Regions from separate parts of the Homo sapiens genome. Here regions 1 and 3 are each linked to region 2. Evidence: chromatin contacts called from ENCODE Hi-C data. All regions are on one chromosome and are shown on one strand. The core of a region is the stretch at or near the end of the contact, and the rest is flanking DNA. Distances in the headings are between cores, read along the strand shown.

The links. Hi-C counts contacts between places; a loop is a spot of excess contacts on that map. Pooled maps may share reads with other maps.
Region 1: a pooled map shows a loop between it and region 2 (3-fold over the local background). The contact joins the enhancer-like site here to the promoter of NANP in region 2. A Hi-C loop is called at or near these places in 4 of 50 pooled maps.
Region 3: a pooled map shows a loop between it and region 2 (7-fold over the local background). The contact joins the promoter of CST7 here to the promoter of NANP in region 2. A Hi-C loop is called at or near these places in 6 of 50 pooled maps.

The regions. Positions count from the first base shown.
Region 1 is chr20:25,089,138-25,094,213 of GRCh38, reverse strand. No RefSeq gene overlaps it. Among named protein-coding and RNA genes, the nearest start is that of VSX1, 9.5 kb to the right of the region's middle. Within about 2 kb of position 3,338, at least 4 of the 41 ENCODE cell types and tissues checked have a DNase peak (open chromatin) inside an H3K27ac peak, as active enhancers do.
Region 2 is chr20:25,622,757-25,627,287 of GRCh38, reverse strand. NANP (N-acetylneuraminic acid phosphatase) reads left to right here and starts at 3,274. Exons shown (of 2, transcript NM_152667.3): 1 at 3,274-3,429. The coding sequence starts at 3,340. ZNF337-AS1 (ZNF337 antisense RNA 1) reads right to left here and starts at 3,243. Exons shown (of 4, transcript NR_126465.1): 1 at 3,153-3,243. RefSeq lists enhancers at 3,185-3,354, 3,326-4,001 and a silencer at 3,525-3,584.
Region 3 is chr20:24,946,904-24,951,612 of GRCh38, reverse strand. CST7 (cystatin F) reads right to left here and starts at 2,344. Exons shown (of 4, transcript NM_003650.4): 1 at 2,038-2,344. The coding sequence starts at 2,107. RefSeq lists an enhancer at 2,629-2,678.

The sequences.
Region 1 (5,076 bases), core at 2,089-4,588, 530 kb after region 2:
TGCTGGGATTACAAGCGTGAGCCACTGTCCCTGGCATAATTCTTTTTATACACTTTTGGGTTAATTTGCTAATATTTTGATGATGATTTTGGCATCTATGTTCATGAGAGATACTGGTTTGTATTTTTCCTTTCCTGTAATGTCTTTATCTAGTTTTGGTGTTAGTGTAATGTTGGCCTCATAGAATGAGTTAGGAAGAATTCCCTTTGTTTTTATATTTTGGAAGAGACTTTGAGAATTCGTATTATTTTTTCCTTAAATGGTTTGGTGGAAGCAACCAGTGAAATAACCTGGTCTTTAGTGCTTTATTTTTTGAGGGCTATTACTTATTAATTTAATTTCTTTAGTAGATATAGACCTACTTAGAATATCTATTTCTCTTTTTGTGAGTTTTGGTAATTTGTGTCTTTCAGAAAATTGATCCATTTCATCCAGCTTATCAACTGTATACATATATTTGTTTATAATACTTCCTTATTATCTTTTTAATGTTCATGGGATCAGCAGTGATGACCCTTCTTTTATTTACAGTATGAGCAATTTGTATCTCTTTCTTTTTCACTTAGCCAGAATAGAGGTTTACTGATTTTATTGTTCTTTTCAAAGAATCAGCTTTTGGTTTCATTTATTTTTTCTAATGATTTCTTACTTTCCATTTTATTGAATTATTCTCTAATTTTAAAATTTATTTTCTTATATCTACTTTTGATTCAATTTGCCCTTCTTTTTTTCTAATTTCCTAAGTTGGAAGATTGGATGATTGATTTAAGAGCTTCCTTCTTTTCTTTTCTTTTTTTTTTTTTTGGGAGACAGAGTCTTACTCTGTCACCCAGGCTGGAGTGCAATGGTACCATCTTGGCTCACTGCAACCTCTACCTCCTAGGTTCAAGCTATTCTCCTGCCTCAGCCTCCCAAGTAGCTGGGACTACAGGCGTGCACCACCATGCCCAGCTGATTTTTATATTTTTAGTAGAGATGGGGTTTCCCCATGTTGGCCAGACTGGTCTCGAACTCCTGACCTCGGGTGATCTACCCGCCTTGGCCCTTAAAGTGCTGGGATTACAGGCATGAGCCACTGCGCCCGGCCCTTCCTTCTTTTCTAGCAAATGAATTTAATGTTACATATTTTCCTCTAAGCACTGTTTTCACTGCATTCCACACATTTGGTAAGTTGTATTTTTATTTTCATTAAGTTAAAAATACTTTTTAATTTTTCTTGAGACTTCTTCTTTAATTCTTATGTAAAATAGAAGTACATTGCTTAATCTCCATATATTTGGGGATTTTTTTTTCAGCTTCTGGTAGATTTCTGTTTTTGACTTCTAGTTTAATTCCACTGTGCTCTGAGAACATATTTTGGATAATTTCTATTCGTTTAAATTTGTTAAGGTATGTGTTATGGCCTCGAATATGGCCTATTTGATGAATGTTCCATGTGATCTTGAGAAAAATATGTATTCTGCTGTTGTTGGATGAAGTACTCTATAGACGTCAGTTAGATCCAGTGATAAATGGTGCTGTTCCTTACTATACCCTTACTGATTTTATGCCCACTAGATCTATCAATTACTGATAAAGGAGCGTTGAAGTCTCCAACTATTAATGCAGTAAAGAATTTTATATAGCTTATATTTTCCTTGCTGTTCTATCAGTTTTCGCTTCCTGTGTTTTGATACTCTGTTGTTAGGTGCATGCATCTGAAGTATTATGTAAACCAAAAATAAAATTCGAAGGCCCCCCACTTCCTTGCAACCATCTGAATGGGCTCCCTCCTTGGCCAGGGCACTCTAAAATTTACCTCCTACTTGAAATGAAAGACAAGAACCCTCAGGACCCGAAGATGTATGCTCAGCAGTATGGGAAGTATGTACTCAAAGTTCCTCTAAGTGTGTGAGAGGATGAAGAGCATAAACCACTGCAGAATCCTTTCCCCTTTGGCAGACAAAAGACTTGACTATAACGGTAGTTTAGGAATAAAATGTCTCAGCATTTGCCATTTCCTGTCTCTACAGGGAGCTGAACTTAGGATAGTGGCCTTTGTTGTGTCCAGGAAGGGCTGATTTAATGCATGTGGTGGCCAGTGTCTGCGATGGATGGGTCTTCTTCATTGTTGTACCCTCTCCTTTCTGATTTCTCCTTCTCTTCCTCCACTCTTTCATGAGCATTTCTCTGACCGATCTGAGCATGTCCGGTTATTAGTGTGTTAGGGGGAGTGAGCTAGAAGAAGAGTCAGTAATCAGACAAGCATGCTGCAACCCTCCACTCAGGGTGATGGACTGGAGGTACTGGGTCCACACAGATGGCTGCTGCAGCCAACCCTGCCAGAGTCCCCAAGGTGCCCTAGCCATGCTGCCGCTTCTGCTAGCCTTCATCAGTGAAAACTCAGCACAAACAAAGCAGTTTCAGGGTGGCAGCTCAGTGACATTCATTTCCACACTTTTGTTGAAACCGGTGAGTGAAACAGGTTTGTAAATTTCTCAGCCTCTTCTTCTAGTATTTTGTAAAATATTCAGCTTCTTCCTGCAGGAGGGCAGTCCCAGGGCTGGGCTGTGAGAGTCTGATGTTGGGGCGCCTTTCTTTCCTCTTGAGCACTCAGGTTACAGTGGATGACATGCTCCCAGCCAACCTTCCTTGGACCAGGCCTTGAGCATGGGGACAGGACTGGGGAGAGGACTCCAGATCTAATGTGGAGTGAATGGGGAAGAGCTAAGTTTCTCCCAGGAGACCCCGTCAGGCAACAGGCATATGGTTCAGACTCCTCCATCTTATGGCCTGTTCCCCCGCTGCAGACCTTCACTAAGCACTGGCTCTGCACCAGGAGTGTGCGGGGCCCTGGCATGCAGGGGCCCCAGGCCAGCCCCAGCCCTGCTCTGGAGCTTATGGTCAGTCTAGGCTTGGGTTCTGCACAGCAGACTCTGAGACAGGGATTTGAGTGAAGTAAGTAATGTGGGAGGAACCCAGGAAGTTCTAGTAGGGGAGGGGCAGGGACACAGAGAAGCTGTGACAGCAAGTGGCATTTCCCAAGGCTCAATCACACCAGGACCTCGGGTGACTATGCAAGGTGATTTCTCTTCGGGATTTTCCTACCACAGGATCATTGCACCCCTTGGCCAGGTATCATCCATCAACCCCTGTCATCTGTCAAGAGTGGCTGCTGGAGGCATCACCCTCTGCCCCCCAGGACTTCAGTCCTAGCTGGTGCACTCCTGGCTTTGGGGCATCCTCCGCTCGAGTGGCAGGTGCTGCAGGCAGGAAGCTGTGGTGTGTGTGTGAACTGTCTACAGAGGCTGCAGGCGACCCGGAGGGCAGCCTGCCAGCACTGTCAGCTACAGCATCCGGCAAGGCAGATGGGTAAAGCAGTAAACCAGCAGGTGAGTGAACGGTTGCAATTGTGGCGGATGCCTTGGAGGGAGCTGACTGGGAGTTGAGCACAGAGGGAGGAGCAAAGACCTCCTTCAAATAGGGTCATGGCCGGTGCCTGCCTCCTTGGAGTAAGTAGGTCCCCAGCAAGCAGAGGCAGGAACCCGCAGTCACGCCACCCTGGCAGAGTTGTTCTGACCTTTGCCTAGAGCCTCGGTGCTACCTGTGAGCTGGGATAGTGATCACATTCACTTCTAATATGAGCTGGTTAAAAGCACATTATCATTGGCCAGGTTTCTCAATTGCCAAGAGATGACCTAGTGCTTGTTTAATACCAGAAATGAAGCTCAGCAGCAGCTCTTGGGCTGTCCTTCAGCGGCCCCTCACATGCCCAGGTGTGACCTTCTGGTTAGGGTGGCCTATGTCACCTCCCTCTCACCTTCTTGATGTCCACACAGTGCACCTGCTTTTGTCTGCCATGGGGGAGAGGAGGAGAGGCAGATCCTTCTGTGCCCTCTGCTCATGACCTTTTCTGCAGTGGGGTCCGAGGGTGGGCTTAGCTCAGGGACTGGATGGTGTGTCCTCTCCTAAGCTTAACTTGGCTCTGGGTTCCTTTGTCTTACAGATGGAACTTAACCAGAAGAAGCTAAGGAAGAGAAGAGAGGAGAGGAGAGAGACAGTGAAGAGGCTGGAAAAGGAGGAAGAGAAGTATGTTCTTTGGAATCAAAGTGTTACCTGGATTCCTACCCAGGATTTTCCTATTGTCTCAGGACCTAAAGGGAAAAGACCGGCCATGGGGCATGTGAGCCTCTGGGAAATCTGCCTCAAGCCCATAATGCCATCCGTCTACAGCAGTTGGAACAGTGTAAGAGTCAGACCTCGCCAGATCCCAAGCGCTGCAACATGAAGAACAAAACCAAGGTTAAGCCACAGACCAGGCCCCGTGGAGATTTCGCTGCTTCTAGCCTGACCGTCAGGATTTGGGTCCTGACCGCTCCCCTGGCTGTTGGGCTGGTCCCAGCTCTGGGCCTCCGTTTTCTCACCCACAGAATGGGGACGATACAGGACCTCCCTCATCAGAGCTGTCACAAGTGGTAAGTGAATGGGTTCGTGAGAAGCTCTGCAGTGCCTGGCGCAGACCAAGGGCCCCACCGATGGTGGCTGTGAGTTTTCCCACTAATGTATTTTTTGATATGTAACATTTTAAAATAAAATTTTCTCTTTTCTTTTTTCCTTCTCCTTTTAGAACCTCAATTTCCTGATTCCCTAAGCTCATGTCTGGTGCTGACTATTATCTTAGTGCTGAACTCAAGCTTTCCTCATAGCTCCTCAGAGCATTTGAGAATAACTGGGTGTTTCTGCACCCACAACATATTTGTAAAACCAGTCAGGATATATGGTTCATGAAGCATTAATAGAAGATGTGGTTCTCAAACTTGAGTGGGGCTCAGGGTCCTCTGGGGGGCTTGTGAACACACAGATCATGGGTCTCCCCAAGGTCTCTGATGTTGGAGGTCTGGATGGGGTCCAAGAGTTTGTTTTTCTGGCCAATGCCCAGGTGGCCAGAACCACTTTTGGGAACCACACTTTGAGAACCACTGGCACATAGTAAGGAGGCCTCTTCCAGAGGCCACCAGGGAAGTCACTGTCCTGGAAGGTAAAGAACATTTGTCCAGGGGATGTGTTAATGAAAAGACTCAGTTCTGGGCTCCTGGA
Region 2 (4,531 bases), core at 2,025-4,524:
GAAACTCCATCTCAAAAAAACAGTTAATAATAAAATAATAAAGCTGTCAGGTTTTACTGCATCTAGCCATTATTCAAGTAGCAAAGTTGCAAGGAGCCGAAGACCCATGGGACATGACCAACTCAGCATTCCACCGGAGGCTATATGATCAAACAGCAAACTGTTTATCATGAATGCAGGATGTGGGCAAATTCACATTGCCCTGCCACCAAAAGGTTTGCTGAAGGACATCACTCCCTGGTGCCAGGCTCCTTAAAGTTATCTATTGAGAAATCTAGCGCCTATTGTCCAAAGGATGCAGTCTCGCAAGCCTGCTGTGAACCAAATGGCCGACTATTACCCAACAATCGCCCCCCTTCTCGCTATCTCTTTTGCCTAATAAATACGGAGGGCTGTGTAAAGCTCAGGCCCCTTGTCCACTAGAGGCAAGGTGCCCCCGACCCCTTCTTCCAAATATATTTTTATCTCGTCTTTCATTCCTGTGTTCCCCCTCTTTGTTCAGTCCCCCTAGGTCCATGCTAGTTACATAGTGGCACCTGGACAGGGACTGATAGCTGTAGTATATCCTCTGTCCTTTTCCCTATCTATAGGAGGAGGCGGCTTAGGTAAGACCTCTGTTTCCTCTTTGTTATTTTGGCCCAGTGATATTGGGGCTGAGGGAAGAGGAGGTGATAAGGCAGGTGATGTTTTCTTCTCCTTCCTCTTTTTAGGATCTTCTGTGTGTAACTGAGCCAGGGCTGCTCAAATTAAAGCCCATAACATTAAAGATTTTACTGGGACCTGATGCCTTTGCGCCTGATGTTGTTTAAGGTTTCTCCCCACTTGTTCCCAGAGTTCTATGTCTAGAATTCCTTCCTCTGGGAACCATGGGCTTTGTACTCCATTATTGACCACACTAGTTTTTAATTCCTTCAACAACTTAAATTCCTGTGGAGTGTGTTCATGAATTACCTACTATGGATTATTTGGATCAGGCCTTATGGAAACAGGAAAAGCGCAAGGTCCTAAGGGCTCTCCAGCTATGACAGCAGAGCGTAAAATTCTTTGTGTTGGGGTTTCTATTTCTACTACCGAAGGAGGCAGCACCGATGTTTCTGCAATTGGAGGAGGCGGTATAGGCCAATTTTAATCCTCCCTCTCCTGTTTTTTATTTTCAATTGGTGCTATGTGTGGGACAACAGATTCAGATTTTTATGAACAGCAACAGAATAGGGTGCTCTACACAAAGTTGGACAGGTCATGGAATGCCATTAGACGACTTGTCACAAAAGGAAATCTATCAAACAACGCATCCCCTTAAAAGGATTATACAGACTGCTATGCCTCATCTAACCTTAGATTTTTGCCTAAATCAGCAAACAACAAACTCTGCATGCAAGTCAGAAAAAAAAAAAAAAAGCTGCTCCAATCCTATAAGCTTCCTGTGCCTATAGTTTTATGCTAAATTGATTCTGACATTTCAGGCAATTAAAAGTAACTCCAATTAATTCACCATAATTTTGGCTGATTGCTAATCTAAATGTCCACAATTGATAGGCTAGCCCTATACGTCAATGAGGTAAGCACAGAAAGGAGTCATGGTTTTGAGGAATGCCTATGGGTTTATTCTCCACCATAGCAATGAGATGTCAACTGTGATTGTGCTCCATAAAATATAGAAACTGTAGGTAGTCTAACGCTGCAGAAGAAACTCCTATTAATATAAAGATAAACCAATTAATCTAACCTACTGAACATCAGTGGTCTGTTAAGGAGTTCCACCAGCGAGGTGAGAGACTGGCAATTTTTTTCTCTAAAGAGCTAAATAATGAATATTTTAGGATTTCCAGCCACGTGGTCTCGCTTACAATTACTCAACTCTGTCTGCTTCTGTATGGCAACAGCAGCCACAGACGATACAGAAATGAATGTGTGCGCTGTGTTCTAATGCAACTATGGGCACTAAAATTTCTTGATTTTCATGTGTAACAAAACACTGTTATTTTGATTTTTTAAATCCATTTACAAATGTAAAAATCACCCTTAGCCAGGCGCGGTGGCTCACGCCTGTAATCCCAGCTCTTTGGGAGGCCAAGACGGGTGGATCACGAAGTCAGGAGTTCGAGAACCAGCCTGGCCAACATGGTGAAACTCCGTCTCTACTAAAAATACAAAAATTAGCCGGGGGGTGGTGGCATGCGCCTGTAATCCCAGCTACTCAGGAGGCTGAAGCCGGAGAATTGCTTGAACCCGGGAGGCGGAGGTTGCAGTGAGCCAAGATCGTGCCACTACACGCCAGACTGGGTGACAGAGCAAGACTCCATCTCGAAAATAAAAATAAAAATAAATTAAAAAATAAAAAAAACCACTTAGCTCACTGGCTAAACAAAATCAGGTAATTGGCCTGTACCTGACAGTCAATTTCTGGTCACTAATGATGACCACATATCCAAATTACAGTAAAGGTACCCAAGAGAGACAAAGATTAGAGATTAGTGTTACGATCCCCGTTCTGCCAGCACTAGGAGACAAGAGTTGCTACAGCCCTTCCGCGGGTTTAAAAGGCGGTCGACGTCCCTCAACCTCTTGCTATGCCTGAAAACAACCGAGTAAAAGGCATCCAAAGACCTGAGAACGCAAGGTTTCAGGAAAACAATCAGGAAGGGCAAAACATGGGGCAGCCACTACACAGCCCCTCCGTCTTAGGGCACAGGTACTAAACGGGTTGTAAGAGACCCAAGTCACATCCTTCAGAAACGTGCTGGCGCGGGCCCAGGCAGACAGGGATTCCACCCCGGCGAAGGCCGCAAATGGCGCGAGGCGGGAAGGCGCAGGCTCCACCTTCCCCCGTCCCCAGATCACCTACAGTGACCTGCGCGTACAGGCAGGCTAGGACCGCGGGCGCTCAAGGCAGACATCAGGCCCGCCGACGTCTCCGCGCCGCCCGCCCGGCCACCCGGAGAGCCTGCTGCCCAGCGCCTGGCAGCGCGGACAACCTCTCTCGGGGAGGTGATGACGGTCCCTCGCGCCGGAGGGCCCAGGGAGGAAAGAGATAAGCAGAAAGACACCAGGGAAGAACACCACGCTTCGGACCAACGCCAGCCACAGCCACTGAGAAGTCGCCGCATCCGGCGGCGCCGACACACGTTTCCAGGGCTCTTGAGAGACCATACCCTGGGAGTCTCGCGGGATCTCACTTTTCTCGGCGGCGCAGGGAATGAGACAGATCGCGGGAATTCCACCCGCGCCGGGAGATGGTCTGGTGACTTCGCGGCTCCTCCCACGTCTCTCTGGGCAGTCCGCCTTGCGCATGCGCAGGCGGCGGTGGCAAGGCTACGGTTCGCGCCAGCGGCCGGCGCTATGGGGCTGAGCCGCGTGCGGGCGGTTTTCTTTGACTTGGACAACACTCTCATCGACACGGCCGGGGCGAGCAGGAGAGGCATGTTGGAGGTAACGTCCCCACCCATGGCGCTCCTCTGGGCGGGGTCAGTGCGCCCCGCCCCGTCCTGCACGCTCACCTCCCCTTGACCCCACTTCCACCCCGGCGCCGCGGGCCGCTCTTGCTGGTTGAAACCTGTGGAGCGTGCGGGTGCGGAGGTGGCTGGAGGCGCGCGGGCCCTGCGGGTCTGCTTTCCCTGGCCTGGCGGCCGCTTGTCACCCAATCTCGAGCCCTGGAGCGGCTGCTCGCAGGTGCCTTGGCGCTCGGGACGCGGAAGGGCTCCGTGACGGCTGCCACGGTGGCGGAGGTGCCCGTGGGCGCGGGAGGCGACAGCAAAGCCGCGAGACCAGGCGCTGGTCCCGCCCCCGGTCAGACTGTCGGTGTGGAGCTCGACAGAGGGTCGTGTCCCCCATGCGACTTTCGGGGTTGCTGGGAGGAGACATGGTAGAGTTAGCCCCAGTGTTGACCCAAGAAGGGACACGGCTGTCAGTACCGAGCCTGGACTTAAGCCCTGCTTTAGAGAATTGTCGCCGCAGAACTTCTTCTGGCCTCCCTGGCGGGGTGGTGGTCACCGTGGCTTTCTGACACGTGACACAGCAAAAGCCCGTGCTGCGAGGGCATGCCCTTCCTGAGGCGCTCCTCCGCGGCACTGCCCCTCTACACGCGCGGAGGCGCTTTCAGACCTTCCCGTGTTCCAGCCCCAGTCCACCCCGGCTTCCCTTTCTCTACCTTCAGCTTCAAGGGGAAAGGGAAGGATTTATCAGATGTGGAAAACTCACTTTCAAAAGCTAATTCATCCAAACCTGAGCGCCCCGTCCTCTTCATGCTTCATCAGTTAGTTTTTGTGTCCCTGGATCTTCCACTACCTCATCCGTTTTCTTTTTAGCTGCATTCCACTCCTGCCGCATATTCATGTTTGCCCTATAGTTTTAAAAAAGCTGTAAAAAGGATGCCTCCCTTTGGGCTATTCTTCCTGCTGTAGATGTTGCCTGTCTCTCTTGACAGCCATGTTTTCCCGGAGAAATCTATACCCGTTATCTCCTTGTCTCTACCTCCTATTTATTACTAAATCCATCGTAATGTCGCTTTATCTTCACCGCTAGACTGAAATAG
Region 3 (4,709 bases), core at 1,095-3,594, 670 kb after region 2:
ATTTATTCTCAGAGGAGGCAGCGGAGGGGCTGTAGGAGTTGTGGAGTGGGGGCAGGACGCATGCTTGTGTCTGGGGCCCAGGTTCCCATCTCTTTTTTGCTGCTAGACTGGGGGCCTCCCAGCACCCTCCCTATACAGCCGAAGACTGAAGGCCCTTGCTGGAAGCACCAGAAATGATCACAGCGCCTGGGCAGGGTGCTGGGGGCTGTCACCAGCACAGTGGCAGAAGGGCCTGCACTAGACAGAGCAGGGGGCTGAGGCTGGCGGAGAGCACCCCATGCCCCATGTGCCTCCATGCCTGTGCCTTCCCCGAGCCACCTCTGTTCAGCCTCCCCAGGGCCGGAGACGGGGTGCAGTTATCTTCCCATTTCATGGATGGTAGGACTGAGGCTGAGGGCCCGCTCTGTGTGTGTGAACGTGGGCTCTGGAGCTTCTCTCTGGGGTTTGGTGGCTGACAGCAGGTCTGCTGAGAATGGAGGGAAAGGCTTGGTGCAGCATTACATACCAGCGAGGGGCCGGGAACACCACCCAGGAAAATGACGTTGCCAGCTGCCCAGCACATCGGCTCCCACGCCACCCTGTTATAGTCCCTAGCCTGCTCCGTGAGATGAGCAGAGCTCTGAAACCCCTCAGCAGTCAGTAGGTTTAATTAGATCCCAGGACACGCTAGGACAGCTGGCTCCATGTCCCCTCCAGGAGAGCCTTTTCTGAGGTGTGAGAACGAGCCACTTCTCTGGAGTGAACTTGCCTCTCTTCCCTGCTTCCCCCTTGGACCTTGGAGACACGAAGGGGCAGGGCACAGAATGGCAGCAGGCAGGCAGCACTGCATCAGGACAGGGCCAGGAGGAGAGGCCCCTGTGAGGCTGGGAAGCAGGTGGAGGGCTCCTTGCGTGAGCTAAGAAGGCTCCCAAGCTGGGAGGCAGGGCCGGGTATGCTGTCCCCAGCCTTCTGCCAGCCATGGGTCAGCTCCATGTTCGCTGAGCACTACCCAGAGCTGGTGGCGGTGGCATGTTCCCATCAGTGAGAGCAGAAGCTGCCCCCGGCCCCTCCTCCAGCCTGCCGTGTCCCCTTGGCTGCTCAGTCGCAGCGTCCGCCCTAGGCCAGGCCTGGGAGCTCGACACAGTGTCCCCCAGCATCACTGAGTCCTCAGTATCCTGACTCACCAGGAGGAGGTGAGAACCCTCCAAGAACCCCTTGGGTGCTCTGGAGCCATCCTCTTGTCAGTGGTCCTGCTGCACAGCCCCCACCTGGGCCCCTTTGGCCAGGCTCCAGCCCCCTTCTGTCCCTGTCTGCTGGGTGGGGGTCATATGACTTGAGCGGGTCACCTCAGCCCTCTGGTGCCAGCTTCCTGGTTGGTTAAATGAGGTGGGGGCCTCCCAAGTCCCCATCAGTATCCTGGTCTGATTCCTGTGCCAGGGAGGCCATGGCCCAGTTCCCTTTGGGGGAGAGCAGGTTGTCCCTGGCTGTGTGACTTGGGCAAATCACCTAGCCTGGCTGTGTCTCAGTTTCCCAGTGCACAGGCAGTGGCTCTTTCCTCCCTGTCCCCCCTCCCCCTGAGTGCTGACCCTCAGGGAGTGGATTTCAGGAAGGGTGAAAGAGTCTGATCGTTAGGGTCCCTGGAGCCAAGTCACAGGACAACAGCCAGCAGGAAGGAATGACAAGCCATCAGATAGAAGCGGCTAACCACAGGCATGTGGCTGCCCTGTCGCCTCCGTCCCGCAGAGGAGCTGCGGGAGACCTGCCTTACTTAGACCTTTCTCAGACCTCTGTGAAGAGCCAGAGAATAGAAGATGCTTCCCTTGCCCCTAGCCTTCTGGGGCAGCCCCCAAACCCTTCATCCCTGTAGCCTGCTACCCCCAAAGGTAGCTGCAGCCAGATGGAGCCCCTTGCCCCTCTCACCACTCCCAGCACCTCTCACCACCGCATGGTCCTGTGGGGGCTCCAAGCTAGGAAAGTGCCCTGGGGAAGACCCAAGGCACCAGTGGCCAATCTCAGGGAGAGACCCCCGGGGAGCGGACAGGGGAGAACGCCACTTACCTGGGGAAGGGCCCCCAGTGGTGCTCAAGACCAGGCAGCAGAAGGCCAGCAGAGTTCCAGCCGCTCGCATGGCTGCCCGGGTAGGGACAGTGCGGGGCAGTTGGGGGTGGCCGTGCAGTGCCTTCTCAGGCAGCATGGGGCAGTTGGAGGCAGTGGTTGGTGCCCGTGCCGAGCCTTCTTGGGTAGATGGCGCAGGGCAGGTGGGGGCAGTGGTCTGTGCCCGTGCCAATCCTTCTCAGGCAGCACGGGCCAGTGCCGGGCAATGGTTTGTGCCTGTGCTGAGCCTTCTTGGGCAGCATGGAACAGTGGGCTGTCCCAGCCCAGGGGCAGGTGCCAGGGCCACAGCATGGAACCCCACCCTGCAAACCACTGTGGGATGGGGCAGGGGCGGGGCTAGGGGGCTGCCTGCGTGGTGCTGGGGAGGGGAGTGTTTTGCTGCTGAATCATTTTGGCCAGAAGCTCTTCACCTTCAGATCTATCAGCCACAAAGCAACCGCTTCCTTTATAAAAGTTTCCGAGCAGCCGTCATTTGCTGGGGGAGGAGGAAGAGACATGAGACCCATGAGCAAATCCTGATGCAATGTTCTACCCCTGAGCCACACACGAAAGAGATGTTGCATGAAAAACATTAGCAGGAATTTTCAAAAGCAAAATCACTTGATTTTCCTTTTTCTTTTAATTACTTAAGTTCTGGGGTACATGTGCAGAACATGCAGGTTTGTTACATAGGTATACACGTGCCATGGTGGTTTGCTGCACCCATCAACCCATCATCTACATTAGGTATTTCTCCAAATGCTATCCCTCCCCTGGCCCCGGATCCCCAGATAGTCCTTGGTGTGTGATGTTCCCCTCCCTGTGTCCATGTGTTCTCATTGTTCAACTCCCACCTATGAATGAGAACATGCGGTGTTTGGTTTTCTGTTCTTGTGTTAGTTTGCTGAGAATGATGGTTTCCAGCTTCATCCATGTCCCTGCAAAGGACATGAACTCATCTTTTTTATGGCTGCATAGTATTCCATGGTGTATATGTGCCACATTTTCTTTATCCAGTCTACCATTGATGGGCATTTGGGTTGGTTCCAAGTCTTTGCTATTGTGACTAGTGCTGCAGTAAACATACGTGTGCATGTGTCTTTATAGTAGAATGATTTTTGAGTATATACCCAGTAATGAAATTGCTGGGTCAAATGGTATTTCTGGTTCTAGATCCTTGAGGAATCACCACACTGTCTTCCACAATGGTTGAACTAATTTACACTCCCACCAACAGTGTAAAAGCGTTCCTATTTCTCCACATCCTCTCCAGCATCTGTTGCTTCCTGACTTTTTAACGATCACCATTCTAACTGGCATGAGATGGTACCTCATTGTGGTTTTGATTTGCATTTCTCTAATGACCAGTGATGATGAGCGTTTTTTCATATGTTTCTTGGCTGCATAAATGTCTTCTTTTTAGTGTCTGTTCATATCCTTCACCCAATTTTTGATGGGGTTGTTTTTTTCTTGTCAATTGTTTAAGTTCCTTGTAGATTCTCGACATTAGCTCTTTGTCAAATGGATATATTGCAAAAATTTTCTCCCATTCTGTAGGTTGCCTGTTCACTCTGATGACAGTTTCTTTTGCTGTGTGGAAGTTCATTAGTTTAATTAGGTCCCATTTATCAATTTTGGCTTTTGTTGCTATTCCTTTTGGTGTTTTAGTCATGAAGTCTTTGCCCATGCCTATGTCCTGAATGGTACTGCCTAGGTTTTCTTCTAGGGTTTTTATGGTTTTAGGTCTTAAGTCCTTAATCCATGTTGAGTTAATTTTTGTATAAGGTGTAAGGAAGGGGTCCAGTTTCAGTTTTCTGCAAATGGCTAGCCAGTTTTCCCAACACCATTTATTAAATAGGGAATCCTTTCCCCATTGGTTGTTTTAGTCAGGTTTGTCAAAGATCAGGTGGTTGTTGATGTGTGGTGTTATTTCTGGGCTTCTGTTCTGTTCCATTGGTCTATATATCTGTTTTGGTACCAGTACCATGCTGTTTTGGTTACTGTAGGCTTGTAGTATGGTTTGAAGTCAGATAGCATGATGCCTCCAGCTTTGTTCTTTTTGCTTAGGATTGTCTTGGCTATGCAGGCTCTTTTTTGGTTCCCTATGAACTTTAAAGTAGTTTTTTCCAATTCTGTGAAGAAAGTCAATGATAGCTTGATGGGGGATATCACTGAATCTATAAATTACTTTGGGCAGTATGGCCATTTTCACAACATTGATTCTTCCTATCCATGAGCATGGAATGTTTTTCCATTTATTTGTATCCTCTCTTATTTCCTTGAACAGTGGTTTGTAGTTCTCCTTGAAGAGGTCCTTCACATCCCTTGTAAGTTGTATTCCTAGGTATTTTATTCTCTTTGTAGCAATTGTGAATGGGAGTTCACTTATAATTTCACTCTCTGTTTGTCTATTATTGGTGTATAGGAATGTTTGTGATTTTTGCACATTGATTTTGTATCCTGAGACTTTGCTGAAGTTGCTTATCAGCTTGTGGAGATTTTGGGCTGAGATGATGGGGTTTTCTAAATATACAGTCATGTCATCTGCAAACAGAGACAATTTGACTCCCTCTTTTCCTATTTGAATACTCTTTATTTCCTTCTCCTGCCTAATTGCCCTGGCCAGAACTTCCAAC